Regions from separate parts of the Mus musculus genome. Here region 1 is linked to region 2. The links are chromatin loops, found by intact Hi-C in ENCODE. Cell type or tissue: heart. All regions are shown on one strand.

Region 1 (2,500 bases), 51 kb before region 2:
ACACATTTTTAATCTCGGCACTTAGGAGACAGAGGTAAACAGGTCTCTGTAAGTTTGAGGTCAGATTGGGTCTACATGGAGAATTTGAGGCAGCCAGGGTTACATAGTGAGACCCTGTTTCAAGAAACAAAACCATCAGCCTCATTTTTTAAAAGGAATTTGTTTTATTTTTATTAATGTATGTTTGAGTATGTGTATTCATGTATGTGTGCAAGTGTCATAGAAGTCAATGGAAGGTCTTAGATCCCCTGGAAACAAAACAAAAAGAGTATTAAGTTAGAGTAAGCCAGACATGGTTAGGATACTACTGTAATCCAAACACTTAGGGGGTGATGCATAAAGACCCAACAGGTTTAGACAAGGTTGGGTTATACAGTAAGACCCCATCCAAAGTAATAGTAATAGTACTTGTGGGAGATACTGGGTTTGGTTTGGTTTGGTTTGGTTTTGGTTTTTTGAGACAGGGTAGCCCTGGCTGTACTGGATCTTACTCTATAGACTTGAATTCACAGAGGTCCACCTACCTCTGCTTCCCAAATGCTGGGATTAAAGACATGTGTCACCACTGTGTATTATTTATAATTATCTCAGACTGACAACTTTAGTATTATACTAACATTAGAACAAATTGTGGTATATTCGTACAATAGAATAACACATATCACTTTAGCAGTTTGGTTACTCCACATTCATTAACAGCGTGGAAGAAACACTAGATGTAATGTAGAGCTAACAATGCCAGACCTGCAAGAGGACATTCTGCAGTAATCCTGTTCTCATTAAGCTCAAAAATAGGAAAAGCTAAAACTGTAGCTCTAAACATTCAGGAGGGTAATTGCTCTGGTAAAAGACTGACTTCCTAGAGTAACGTTCTGTGTCTCATCTCAATGGTAATTAACACGTTTATTTTTTTATTGGGGGGGGGTTGGTGGTTTCAAGACAGGGTTAATCTGTGTAGCCCTGGCTGTCCTGGAACTCACTCTGTAGACCAGGCTGGCCTCGAACTCAGAAATTCACCTGCCTCTGCCTCCCAAGTGCTGGGATTAAAGGAGTGTGCCACCACGTGGTGGCGCATGCCCTTTTTTTTTTTTTTTTTTTTAAGATTGATTGATTGATTGATTGATTGATTGATTGATTTAATGTAAGTACACTGAAGCTGCCTTCAGACACTCCAGAAGAGGGCGCCAGATCTCGATACAGATGGTTGTGAGCCACCATATGGTTGCTGGGAATTGAACTCAGGACCTTCAGAAGAGCAGTCAGTGCTCTTAACCACTGAGCCATCTCTCCAGCCCCCACGCCTTTTATTTTTATAAAATCTATCAGAATGTATATTTTTAACGTGTATAGTGTACATTTGTTCTGTCTCCATTTAAAAAAGGAATCTGTATGAGCCAGGCATGATATCACACATTTTTAATCTCAGCACTCAGAAGGCAGAAGCAGGCAGATCTTTGTGACTTTTTTTTTTTTTTTTTTTTTGAGATCAGACTGGTCTGTGTAAAAAGATTCAGGATAGCCAGAGCTACATAGAGAGACTCTGCCTTTAAAAAAAAAAAAAAAAAAAAGAGTATATGTGTGGTATATACTTGTGTGCAGGCAAGTACATATACACCCCTGTATGTGTGCTGGGGGCCAGAGGAAGGCACCAGATATCCTGGCTCCATCACTTCAGCCCTGTTTCTTTTGACAGGAGGTGTGTCTGTGTGTGTGTGTCTGTCTGTCTCTCTCTCTCTCTCTCTCTCTCTCTCTGAATCTGGAGACTGGTGAACAGCAGGTCCCAGTGTACTCTGTCTTCCACAACACTAGGGTTGTGAATCTGCATGGCTTTGCTGGGCTTTCCCAGCCTGGGCTTTCCACTCTGTCTTGCTGCTTGCTCAGCAAGTTCTCTGACACACTGCCTTCCTCAGCTCAGCTCATGTACTTGAGTTTGGAAAATATTTGAACTGCCTGTTCCTATGCAAAAATAAATTTGGTGACACTTTACATCTGTATGCCATGGAAGCCTGATTGTGATTAACAGCTTCCTATTTTAGCACTTGAAATGTTTGTTCTTCATTGTAAATTACATATAACATTTTTTTTCATTTTTTTAAAGCAAAGCCTCACAATACCAGGATTACAGTGTATGCTACCACACATGCCCTGACATGATTTTTGCATATTTATATATTTATTTGTGCATGTACTTACTGTCAGGGAGGATGCATACAGCTTGCATGGCGAGATCAGGGAACAGCTTGTAAAGTTGGTTTCTCCTCCCATCATTTGGGTTCTTGGGACTCAAATGTAGGTTGTCTATTGGCCACAGTTCCCTTTATCCACTGAACTGTCTCACAGGCCTCATAGATTTTATTTTCAGGGGAAAAAAAACACCAATTTCTATTTAATATTTGAAGGTATAGTTTGGGTGAAGTGCCATGAAACTCTCTTTGTGCTAAGTTGAGGTTTGATCACTGATACTGGTTTAGGTGCTGTTTTTGCTATAGCCCACAATACC
Region 2 (2,500 bases):
GTGACACCACCACCTGGCTGTGAGATTCTTACTGAAGGGCTGACAGGATGGCTAACCTGGCAAAGGTGCCCTCCATGAAGTCTTATGAGCTGACCGTGGGCCTCTGGACACAGAGTCAACTCCTCCAAGATAGCACAAGCATGCCCATGCATGTACACACACTCACTCACTCACACAAACAGATATAATTCAAATTTGCCACAAAGCATGTAAACTTCCTTCTATAGCAGCTCAAAACCTAGTAGTCTTGCTGGGCAGTGGTGATAAACTTCTTTAATCCCAGCACTCAAAAGGCAGAGACAGGCAGCTCTCTTGAGTTCTGAGTTAGAAGTCAGCCTAGTCTATAGACAAAGTTCCAGGACAGCTAAAGCTACACAGAGAAACACTGTCTCAAAAAAAATAAAATAAAATAAAATAAAAAGTCATGGTGACACACACCTTTGATCCCAGCATACAGGAGGCAGAGGCAGGTGGATCTCTGTGTGTTTGCAGCCTAGTCTACAAAGTGAGTACCGGGACAGTCAGGGCTTTGCAGAGAAACCGAGTCTCAATCAATCAATCAATCAACCCCACCCCCACCCCCACCCCCTCCAAAAGGTACACAATTATCACATTTACCTGTTACTTTAAAAAAAAAAAAAAAAAGCTGGGTATGGTAGCCCAACCTTCAATCCCAACACTCAGGAGGCAGAGGCAGTTGGATCTCTTGAGTTTGAGATCAATCTGATCTACAGTTCAAGGCTAGCCAGGACTGCAGAGTGAGACCCTGTCTCAAAATAAATATTTCACTAATGTGTGTGGGGGCATGCACACACATACCACGGCACAATTGTGATCAGAGGAGTAGCTTCTCTTTGCCCATCACGTAGGTCCAGGGAGGAGTCTCAGTTGTCAGGCTTGGCAGCAAGTGCTTTTACCTGATGAGCCATGTCTCCAGCACCTGGCTCTGGTGTCTGAGACAAGGTCTTGCCGTGTGTATACCCTGTCTGACCTGGAGCTTGGTGTGTGCTCAAGGCTGCCCATTGCTCCTGATCCTCTTACCTCCCTCTCCCAAGAACTAGGATTCCAGCCATTTGCCACACCTTCTGCATTTCTTCTTTCCTTTCCCTTCCCCTTCTCTCTCCCTCTCCCTCTCCCTCTCTTTTTTTCTTTTTTCCTAGAACTCCAAACTGAACAGATCCTCCTGCCCCAGTCACCTGAGTGCTTCAGTCCAGGGCACAGCTGCACCTGGCCTTTTTAAAAATGGCTACATAGAGGATCTCACTGTCTTCAGAACCGATGGCCACAGTGTAGTATTTGACAACATCTCCCTCTTGTGGTTCAGAGCAATCATTTTCAAAGGCAAATATATTTACAGAATTGTAATTCTCAGACCCAAGTAGAGTGGTTCACTTCATTGCTTAACAAGTACAGTGCTTGCCGGGCATGGTGGAGCGCACCTTTAATCCAAGCATTTGGGAGGCAGAGGCAGGCAAATTTCTGAGTCGAGGCCAGCCTGGTCTACAGAGTAAGTTCCAGGACAGCCAGGGCTACACAGAGAAACCCTGTTTCAAAAAAGCAAAGAAAAAAACAAAAAACCAAGTACAGTGCTTACCACTTTGGAAGCTGATGCTGAGGCTGGAGTATCACAGCAAGTTCCAGGCCATCTTGGACTACAGAGACCCTGTCTAAAAAACAGAAACAAACAAAAAACCACTCTGGAGCCCGAGAGATGGCTCAGGGGTGGCCTGCTTACTCTACTTGTAGAGGGTCAGAACCCACTTGCATCTCCAGCTCCAAAGCATCTATGTTCCCTCTGGCCTCCATGGGTAGCTTCATACATGTCCACATGCACACATGAACAGACACGCATACACACACACACACACACACACACACATATATATATATACACACATACACACACACACACCACACACACACACAAATAAAAAGAAATCTTTTTTTAAAGTGCACACACACTCAAAAGTCTATGTTGCTTTCATTTGAACTGTGGAAGTTTAGAACATGTTTAGTAAATCTTTTTCATTGTAAAGAGGGAAGATTTAGAAACCTGGAGTGCAACAGAACATTCCTCTCCTTGGACTCTTACAGCCGATGTCTGCCGAGTTCCTTTAAACCAGACTCCAAGGTGCAGAGTCTCCCTGGAGGCCGAGTCAGGATCTTGAGCCCAACAGTTTGAGACCCCATCTCAACAGAAGGTGTTCTTTCTTTCTTTTTTTTTCTTTTTAAAGATTGATGTATTTGTTTGTTTTATATGAATACACTGTTACTTTCTTTACACACCCCAGAAGAGGGCATCACAGCCCATTACTGATGGTTGTGAGCCACCATGTGGTTGCTGGGAATTGAACTCAGGACCTCTGGAAGAGCAGCCAGTGCTCTTAACCACCGAGCCATCTCTCCAGTCCCCAAACCATGTTCTTTATAGAAGCATTGCTTTTTTTTTCTGTCCACAGACATGAAGTGTTTCTTCATGTCTGTGGACAGAGCACCTGAA

What was found. Hi-C counts contacts between places; a loop is a spot of excess contacts. Peaks named below come from ENCODE experiments on the same cell type or tissue, not always from the same donor. Only the 100,000 strongest peaks of a DNase experiment are listed, where the experiment ranks them.
Region 1: it touches region 2 in a loop (2.7-fold over the local background); 1 of 42 quality-filtered maps calls a loop at or near these places.

What each region holds. Positions count from the first base shown.
Region 1 is chr11:86,618,094-86,620,593 of GRCm38, reverse strand. All of the region lies in intron 7 of Vmp1 (vacuole membrane protein 1), which reads left to right. It overlaps Gm51914 (a long non-coding RNA gene), which reads right to left. Exons shown (of 3, transcript XR_003949749.1): 2 at 2,194-2,342; 3 at 152-248. Among named protein-coding and RNA genes, the nearest start is that of Gm51914, 5.9 kb to the right of the region's middle. In heart, a CTCF peak has its summit at 1,052; no DNase peak of the experiment used is centred here.
Region 2 is chr11:86,567,402-86,569,901 of GRCm38, reverse strand. It overlaps a transcript of Tubd1 not described here. Among named protein-coding and RNA genes, the nearest start is that of Mir21a, 16 kb to the left of the region's middle. In heart, a CTCF peak has its summit at 1,311 (motif pointing left); a DNase peak (open chromatin) is centred at 881; H3K27ac peaks cover 390 bases.